2 separate regions of the Homo sapiens genome follow, and region 1 is linked to region 2. The links are chromatin contacts, found by POLR2A ChIA-PET in ENCODE. All regions are on one chromosome and are shown on one strand. The core of a region is the stretch at or near the end of the contact, and the rest is flanking DNA. Distances in the headings are between cores, read along the strand shown. Region 1 holds the start of DCAF1 (DDB1 and CUL4 associated factor 1). Region 2 holds the start of MLH1 (mutL homolog 1).

What was found. ChIA-PET counts read pairs that join two places held with the same protein, here RNA polymerase II (POLR2A).
Region 1: POLR2A ChIA-PET joins it to region 2 with 11 read pairs in B cell. The contact joins the promoter of DCAF1 here to the promoter of MLH1 in region 2. POLR2A ChIA-PET finds 5 or more read pairs at or near these places in 2 of 52 experiments (B cell and naive thymus-derived CD8-positive, alpha-beta T cell).

Annotation. Positions count from the first base shown.
Region 1 is chr3:51,496,866-51,501,969 of GRCh38, forward strand. It overlaps DCAF1 (DDB1 and CUL4 associated factor 1), which reads right to left and starts at 3,150. Exons shown (of 25, transcript NM_001387579.1): 1 at 3,008-3,150. RefSeq lists an enhancer at 2,600-2,699 and a silencer at 2,810-3,039.
Region 2 is chr3:36,991,583-36,996,149 of GRCh38, forward strand. It overlaps MLH1 (mutL homolog 1), which reads left to right and starts at 1,936. Exons shown (of 19, transcript NM_000249.4): 1 at 1,936-2,081. The coding sequence starts at 1,966. It overlaps EPM2AIP1 (EPM2A interacting protein 1), which reads right to left and starts at 1,549. Exons shown (of 1, transcript NM_014805.4): 1 at 1-1,549. The coding sequence starts at 1,495. RefSeq lists enhancers at 720-799, 830-1,149, 1,270-1,619, 1,990-2,209, 2,126-2,637.

The DNA.
Region 1 (5,104 bases), core at 1,900-4,399, about 15 Mb after region 2:
ATGTAAAATTTTCTTATCCTAACAAGCATCTGCTAGGGTATTTAGGGATGACAGGCCTGCAACTTATTTTCAAATGATTCCACAAAATATATATATAGATACCACACACACAAATAGAGAAAATATGGCATAATATTAACAACTGTTTGCCAGGCACTATGGCTCATGCCTGTAATCCTAGCACTTTGGGAGACTGAAGTGGGTGGATTACTTGAGGCCAAAAGTTCAAGACCAGCCTGGCCAACGCGGCAAATCCCCATCTCTACAAAAAATAAAAAAATTAGCCAGGCGTGGGGGCACACACCTGTAATCCCAGCTACTCCAGAGGCTGAGGCATGAGAATCGCTTGAACCTGGGAGGCAGAGGTTACAGTGGGCAAAGATCGCACCACTGCACTCCAGGCTAGGTGACACAGGAAGACTGTCTCAAAAAAAATAAAAATAGGCGGGCACGGTGGCTCACGCCTGTAATCCCAGCACTTTGGGAGGCCTAGGCGGTGGATCACGAGGTCAGGAGTTCATGACCAGCCGGACCAACATGGTGAAACCCCGTGTCTACTAAAAATACAAAAATTAGCTGGGCATGGTGGCACGCGCCTGTAGTCCCAGTTACTCGGGAGGCTGAGGCAGGAGAATCGCTTGAACCCGGGAGGTGGAGGTTGCAGTGAGCCGAGATTGCACCACTGCACTCCAGCCTGGGCAACAGAGCAAGACTCCGTCTCAAAAAAAAGAAAAAAAAATTTTTTTTAAATTGACAGGCACAGTGGCTCAAGCCTGTAATCCCAGCAATTTGGGAAGCCAAGTCGGAAGGATTGCTTGAGGTCAGCTGGGCAACATTTTGAGACACAGTCGACACAAATATTTAAAAATTAGCCAATCATGTTAGCCTGTGACTGCGGTCCTAGTTACTCAAGAGGCTGAGGCAGCAGGCTCCTTTGAGCCCAGGAGTTGTTGGAGGCTGCAATGAGTTATGATGACACTCGAGACCATCATGGCTAACACGGTGAAACCCTGTGTCTACTAAAAATACAAAAAATTAGCCGGGCGTGGTGGCAGGCACCAGTAATCCTAGCTACTTGGGAGGCTGAGGCACGAGAATGGCGTGAACCTGGGAGGCGGAGCTTGCAGTGAGCTGAGATCGCGCCACTGCACTCCAGCCTGGGCAACACAGTGAGACTCTGTCTCAAAAAAAAAAAAAAAAAAAAAAAAAAAAAAAAGCCAGCGCAGTGGCTTACATCTGTAATCCCAGCACTTTGGGAGGCCGAGGTGGGCAGATCACGAGGACAAGAGCTTGAGACCAGCCTGGCCAATATGCTGAAACCCCATCTCTACTATAAATACAAAAATTATCCGGGCGTGGTGGCGCGTGCCTGTAGTCCCAGCTACTCCGGAGGCTGAGGCAGGAGAATCACTTGAACCTGGGAGGCGGAGGTTGCAGTGAGACAAGATCGCGCCACTGCACTCTAGCTGGGGCAACAGAATGAGACGCTGTCTCAAAAAAAAAGAAAAAAGAAAAAAAAAAAAAAAAGAGTTATCACACCACTGCACTCCAGCCTAGGCTACAGGGCAAGATCCTGTATCTAAAAAAACAGGCCAGGTGTAGTGGCTCATGTCTGTAATTCCAACACTTCGGGAGGCTGACCAGGGAGGATCACTTGAGTTCAAAACCAGCCTGGGCAACATACTGAGACCACTGTCTCTATAAAAAATAAATGAATAAAAATAAAAAATTTTAAAACTGTATAATAGGCAGAACAGTAAAACACTGTACTCAGCAACTACGCAAGAGATACTAAGTACAAAATGATTTCCCTACATTCCCCAAATTCTCTATTATCTCTTTAACATCCAAAAATATATACCCACTCAAAAATGGGTAATGAATAAATGTTATATAGAAAACCCAAATGGTCACATCATTAAGAAAAATACTAAATAGATCCTAAAATCTAAATATACACATTTACATAAACATTAAAGGTAAACTCCAGTAAGCTGGAAAAAGAAAATGCAGGATGATATTACCAATTAACCTCTCATTCTGTACATTAACGATGCATTTTGAACAGGAAGATGCTACTAATATAAAAAATTAAGACATGTAAACTAATTAAAAGGCTTCATCAAAAAAACAGGGTAAGGAAAAACCAAGACCAACATGACATGGCCAAGGACGAGTCATTTGTGACTCAAAAATAGCTAAATACAAACACTCCAAAACTATTTCCTCAACAAATGGAAAACCAGAGCGCTGCCACCGCAGTAAGAGGAAACCAGACAGAAAACCGTCTAAGAAGTGAAGTTGTTAAGCAAACGCTTCTGACACCCCAGTTGAAAACTACTATAACCCCCGGAAATAGACTCCAGGGAAGCTTCGCGGGCACTCTGAGGTTTGACTCCAGGCTGCGGGACCCGCACACCTCTCTTTCCAACCCTTCCCTCTTTCATGGGGATGGGAGGAGCGCCCGGAAAGCTCCGCCCCCGTCGCACGGTCCAAGAGGCAGGCGGGTGCAGGGAGAGGTGGCACGAGGCCGAGAGACGGGAGAGCCCGCCCAGGTGACTGGAGCTGGAGGCGGAGACACAGTCCGGGAAGGGGCCCGCCGTATAGTACGGAAGATGGAGCCCCGCAAGCCCGTACGGAACAGAGACTAGGAGGATTGGAAGGAAAAAGAAAACAAGGGAAATGAAATGCGCCCCTCCTCCAGGTAGGGGCGGACACACCCCGCCCCCCCACTCCGGGCGGAAGAGTTACTCTCGGGAAGCTTCTCGTGGGGAGTGGAGGAAGAACGTGGAGGCCCCGCCCCCAGGACAAGAATCAGGAGGAGGAAAAGTCCTGTCAGGCCCCGGGCCCAGCCTCCCGGCAGACCGGCCCGCCCCCTCCTCGCCGGCGGCCCAAGCAGGTGCCGCCCCTCCCCCAAGCCCGGCGCCCACTCTGCCGCCCGGCCAGCCGCGCGACCTGCTTCCTCGCGCCCCTCCCGTAGAGTCGCCTCCCTCCATTTCCCACTCACCGTCCGAGGCGGCTCCGCCGCTGCCCCCCCCCGACCCCGCCAGTGGCCACAGTTCACACACACACAGCCTCAGGTCCCGCACTCACTCTCCACTCACACACACACACAGCGCGACCACGGCTCCACAGCGGCCCACATATTATGCGTCACTCGCGCGCTACGTGCACCGCGCGCGCGCGCTCGCGCCTACTTGGCGCGAGGACCGCGAGCAAGGGGCGGGAAGAGAACGCCTGCACGATCGGGGAAAAAAAAAAAAAAAAAAAAAAAAAAAAAAAAAAAATCGAAGAGCCCCGGGGACGCCTGGGAAATGAAGTTCCGCGTCTAGGGGCGGGCCCACCAGTCCCAATTGACGCATGAGCTCTTCGCCTGGCGCATTGACTTCTGGATTTGTAGTTTTTTTGGATAAATGCGAACTGCTGAGTACTCATTGGCTGCTTCGGAAGGCGGAAGTGAAAAGTGAGGGAGCCAATCCTTCTAAGACAGTACTGTAATCGCCTGATACTTTTTCAGTGTCTTGTTCTGACCTGTGTGCGCAAAGAGCCTCTGTTTTATTTGGCCATTTGCCTTATCTTACCTAGAACATACCGTGATCTAAGAAAATATTTCTCATAAACATATCAGAAATCACAGCACTCATTAAATCAGAAGGCACTGGTTGTTTTTTGTTTGTTTTGTTTTGTTTTTTTGAGACAGAGTCTCGCTCTGTTGCCCAGGCTGGAGTGCAGTGACGATCTCAGCTCACTATGACCTCCGCCTCCCGGGCTCAAACAGTCCTCCCACCTCAGCCTCCAGCTGAGACTACAGGCGCATGCCACCACACCCAGCCAATTTTTGTTTCTGTTTTGTATGTGCGTGTTTGGTAGAGACATGGTTTTGCCGTGTTGGCCAGGCTGTTCTCGAACTCCTGGGCTGAGTTCTCCCAGCCTCTTTTTTCTCTGTCTTTTTTTTTTTTTTTTTTTGACAGGGTCTCGCTCTGTCATCCACGCTGGAGTGCAGTGGCGCGATCACAGCTCACTACAGCCTCAATCAACCTCCTGGGCTCAAGCTATCTTCTCACCTCAGCCTCCCAAGTAGCCGGGGCTACAGGTGTGCACCACCACACCCGGCTAATTTTTAAAAATTTTTGTAGAGACGAAGTCCCACTGTGTTGTCCAGGTTGGTCTTGAATTTCTAGGCTCAAACGATTCTCCTGCCTCGGCCCCCCGAAGTGTTGGGATTACAGGCATGAGCCACTGCACCCAGCCTCTGTCTTTTTGTTCAAGACCTAGCCTGTAAGAATCAATAGATACTTATTGCCAGGTTATTATACGTGAGGCAGAGAAGTGAAAAATCAAAAGCTCATAGATTAAGGCAGGACTGACCTCACAGGTCACTTAATTCAATTTCTTCATGTTGTTGGGAAAAATGAGGCCCAGAGGGAGTGAGCGACTTGCCCAGCATCACACAACCAATTAACAGCAGAACCAGAGGACTCCTTACTCTGACCAGCAGTCCCTCTTGTGGGGCATAGAAGATAAACATGACCCACAGTTGAGCAGAATCTCGACCTGACAAGATCCTACCCAGCGTTCAAGGCCTTATGCAGCTCATTATCTCTCCGGGAATGCTGAGCAAGTCTCCGTGCATCTCCATGAGTCTTCACGGCAATACTGTCACATGAATACAAGACACAGCAAGCCTGCTGCTATGCTCAGGCTCGACAGCTAGTAAGGATCCTGAATCCTGGGTCCCTTGGTTTCATTCCCCACTAGATCCCATTTCCCTCTTTCCAGAAAAGGGACCATCCTCCTTCTCTTAAATGTGTAACTTGGAGCTACTGCTCCAAGCAGAGATTCTCTAATATGTGCTGGGAGCGCCACAGACATGTCACCTTTCTTCACTTCTTTCTCCTGCCACAACACACAGGTCCCTTCTCTGTGCTTCTGGAACTCTACCTCTGTCAGTAATGGCCAGTACCATTTCTTTCAACTTCAGAGCATGCTGGGCCCTGAGCCAAGTGTTCCAGCCACACTCTCTCATTTAACCCTCACTACCCTGCCACACACACAGGGAAGATATGGTTAATCACCTTTACAGATGAGAAATCTGGACCCAGAG
Region 2 (4,567 bases), core at 686-3,185:
CATATTCAGGTTTAAAGTTAAATGGATTTGAAAAAAGTTCTAAGTCCTTTTTAATGAACCTGAGGTCCTTAAAATGTCTCTCAAATTCTTTTTGGAGACGACAGATCACCATTTGATACCTATCAGGATCAAATATTTTTTCATCTTCCTTATTTTGCTGTTTTAGCTCATCAACAACTTCTCTGAGGGCAGGAAAGTCTGTTAGATTTTTTTCCTCAATATGTCTTTGAAATAAATTCAGCTTAACTTCGAAAGTACAAATATGGTCAAAGGCAGCAGCAGCAAAGACTTTACTAACTCGTAATTCTTCACTGAGTTCTCGAAGGTGTTCCATAATGTCCACCAAGAAGCCAAAGTCACAAAGCCATTGTTTGTCTGAGAAGTGGACTGTTGTTGCCCCTACTGAAACCAAGAACGCTTCCATTTCTTTTCTTAGAGAGAATATTAGTTTTAAAGTTTTCCCTCTCCTAAGCCAATTGTTCAGACATCGTCCATTAACCCTTTCACCATGCTCTGATTCAGATTCCGTTAGTAAAGTCTGAAATTCAGGTCGCCTAACGCCTCTGGTCTTAATCAAAACTATCCATTCGGATATGGTATTTATGATCTGATTAACATCTACATCATAGGAGCTCAACAGTTCCAAGTGAAGAAATCCTGAATAATGAATGACATTCCAACAGTTGGGGCTTACGGCCTTTTCTCTCATGTATGAGACGAGTCCTGAGTTCTCACCAATCATCCTCAAAGTATGGGTCGTGGTCAGTCCAACCATTCTCTGCAAGCTAAGCCCTGCTGTCTGCAGGGACTCTAGGATTGCCGACATGAGCGCACCAACACTGAAATGATGAGTCAGGTTGATTATGGTCAGAAGATCTTCTTGCACCTCCAACTCAGGGCCTACACCGCGGATAAAGACCAGGAGGTAGTTCTCATAGGCCACAAAAGCCTGGTCGTCCAAGGCAAGAGAATAGGCTTTAAAGTCCCTGGCTCGGTTAAAAAGCTGGTTGCGTAGATTCCTGTCAATGCTCAGGATCCTCTGCCTTGTGATATCTGGAGATAAGTCAACGCCTTGCAGGACGCTTACATGCTCGGGCAGTACCTCTCTCAGCAACACCTCCATGCACTGGTATACAAAGTCCCCCTCACCCCAGCCGCGACCCTTCAAGGCCAAGAGGCGGCAGAGCCCGAGGCCTGCACGAGCAGCTCTCTCTTCAGGAGTGAAGGAGGCCACGGGCAAGTCGCCCTGACGCAGACGCTCCACCAGGGCCGCGCGCTCGCCGTCCGCCACATACCGCTCGTAGTATTCGTGCTCAGCCTCGTAGTGGCGCCTGACGTCGCGTTCGCGGGTAGCTACGATGAGGCGGCGACAGACCAGGCACAGGGCCCCATCGCCCTCCGGAGGCTCCACCACCAAATAACGCTGGGTCCACTCGGGCCGGAAAACTAGAGCCTCGTCGACTTCCATCTTGCTTCTTTTGGGCGTCATCCACATTCTGCGGGAGGCCACAAGAGCAGGGCCAACGTTAGAAAGGCCGCAAGGGGAGAGGAGGAGCCTGAGAAGCGCCAAGCACCTCCTCCGCTCTGCGCCAGATCACCTCAGCAGAGGCACACAAGCCCGGTTCCGGCATCTCTGCTCCTATTGGCTGGATATTTCGTATTCCCCGAGCTCCTAAAAACGAACCAATAGGAAGAGCGGACAGCGATCTCTAACGCGCAAGCGCATATCCTTCTAGGTAGCGGGCAGTAGCCGCTTCAGGGAGGGACGAAGAGACCCAGCAACCCACAGAGTTGAGAAATTTGACTGGCATTCAAGCTGTCCAATCAATAGCTGCCGCTGAAGGGTGGGGCTGGATGGCGTAAGCTACAGCTGAAGGAAGAACGTGAGCACGAGGCACTGAGGTGATTGGCTGAAGGCACTTCCGTTGAGCATCTAGACGTTTCCTTGGCTCTTCTGGCGCCAAAATGTCGTTCGTGGCAGGGGTTATTCGGCGGCTGGACGAGACAGTGGTGAACCGCATCGCGGCGGGGGAAGTTATCCAGCGGCCAGCTAATGCTATCAAAGAGATGATTGAGAACTGGTACGGAGGGAGTCGAGCCGGGCTCACTTAAGGGCTACGACTTAACGGGCCGCGTCACTCAATGGCGCGGACACGCCTCTTTGCCCGGGCAGAGGCATGTACAGCGCATGCCCACAACGGCGGAGGCCGCCGGGTTCCCTGACGTGCCAGTCAGGCCTTCTCCTTTTCCGCAGACCGTGTGTTTCTTTACCGCTCTCCCCCGAGACCTTTTAAGGGTTGTTTGGAGTGTAAGTGGAGGAATATACGTAGTGTTGTCTTAATGGTACCGTTAACTAAGTAAGGAAGCCACTTAATTTAAAATTATGTATGCAGAACATGCGAAGTTAAAAGATGTATAAAAGCTTAAGATGGGGAGAAAAACCTTTTTTCAGAGGGTACTGTGTTACTGTTTTCTTGCTTTTCATTCATTCCAGAAATCATCTGTTCACATCCAAAGGCACAATTCATTTTGAGTTTCTTTCAAAACAAATCGTTTGTAGTTTTAGGACAGGCTGATGCACTTTGGGCTTGACTTCTGATTACCCTATTGTTAAATTAGTGACCCCTCTTAGTGTTTTCCTGTCCTTTATTTCGGAGGACGCACTTCGAAGATACCAGATTTTATGGGTCATCCTTGGATTTTGAAGCTTATAACTGTGACAAAAAATGTGAAGGGAAGAGATTTGAAACATGTGGAAGGAAAAGTGAGTGCAGACTATAAACTTCCAAAAAGACAAGCCCAAAATACACCTAAACGTTATGTCAGATTATTTTGTTAAAATCAGTTGTTAGTGACGTCCGTACGTTAATAGAAAAAAGAATGCTTCAGTTTGGAGTGGTAGGTTTCTAGAGGGATTTATTGTGAAAGTATAAACTATTCAGGGCAATGGGACTGAGAGAACAGTGGGTAGAAAGGACCACTGAAGGAAAGGAAGAGAATTGGAAGGTAGATGAAAGAAGGAGCAAGAACCTGGGGATGTTTTTTCCTTTTCACTTGTAATAGTAGTAACAGAAGCAATGGCAGACTGGCTTTTGTTTCTACTGTGTTAGAATGAATTGACAGGACAACTGGGCCTATTATTGTACTGTGCCAGAATACTGTAAAACAAAACTAAACATACTAGCTTGGTGGCTTGTAATTAATTACTTAAGTGGAGATTTTTATTTTTTTTTTATTTTTTTTTTAGACGGAGTCTCACTTTGTCACCCAGGCTGGAGTGCAGTGGCGCGATCTCAGCTGACTGCAACCTCCTCCTCACAGGTTCAAGGGAGATTCTCCTGCCTCAGCCTCCCGAGTAGCTAGGACTATAGGCATGTGCCACCACACCTGGCTAATTTTGTATTTTTAGTAGAGATGGGATTTCTCCATGTTGGTCAGGCTGGTGTCAAAACTCTCGATCTCAGGTGAACCGCCTGCCTCAGCCTTCCAAAGTGCTGGGATTACAGGCGTGAGCCACCGCGCCCTGCAGTTTTTTGTATTTTTAATAGAGACAGGGTTTCACCATGTTAGCCAGGATGGTCTCGATTTCCTGACCTCAGGTGATCTGCCCGCTTTGGCCTCCCAAAGTGCTGGGATTACAAGCATGAGCCACCGCGCCCGGCTCAAGTGGAGATTTTTATATGGAGTCCAGTTATACTCTTTTTAATATATAAGTTGAGATGACTAATACAACTTCAATACAGGGGCTCATGAGAAATGTCTGTAATATTTAAGTAACTTATTGTCTTCTTTCTTTTTTTTTTAAGATGAAGTCTTACTCTGTTGCCCAGGCGGAAGTGCAGTGGCGTGATCTTGGCTCAGGGCAACCTCTGCCTCCTGGTTTCAAGCGATCTTCCTGCCTCAGCCTCCCGAGTAGCTGGGAGTACAGGCGTGCATGACCACACCCGGCTAATTTTTTTATTTTTAGTAGAGACGGGGTTTCTCCATGTTGGCCGGGCTGGTCTTGAACTCCTGACCTCAGGTGATCCGCCCACCTCAGCCTCCCCAAGTGTTGGGATTACAGGTGTGAGCCCCCGTGCCCAGCCTATTATCTTATTTCTGAATAAAGAATTGTCTGTGTGGGGAATAGATAACTCTTTCTCATGCAGCCCCTGCTAGAAAATTTGTTTTCTCTAGCAGTTGGTCTGTGCTTATAGGCTACTCTTTGAAAGCACAAAAAATTTATTGACTTCTTTTTTTTGGGTTTTTTTTTTTTTTTGAGACAGAGTTTTGCCCTTGTTGCCCAGGTTGGAGTGCAATGGCGCGATCTCAGCTCACCGCAACCTCCACCTCCTGGGTTCAAGTGATTCTCCTGCCTTAGCCTCCTGAGTAGCTGGGATTACAGGCATGCGTCACCATGCCTGGCTAATTTTGTATTTTTAGTACAAATGGGGTTTCTCCATGTTGGTCAGGCTGGTCTCAAACTCCTGACCTCAGGTGATCCACCCGCCTTGGCCTCCCAAAGTGCTGGGATTATGGGTGTGAGCCATTGCGCCTGGCCAGAAAATTCATTGACTTCCTAAAGATT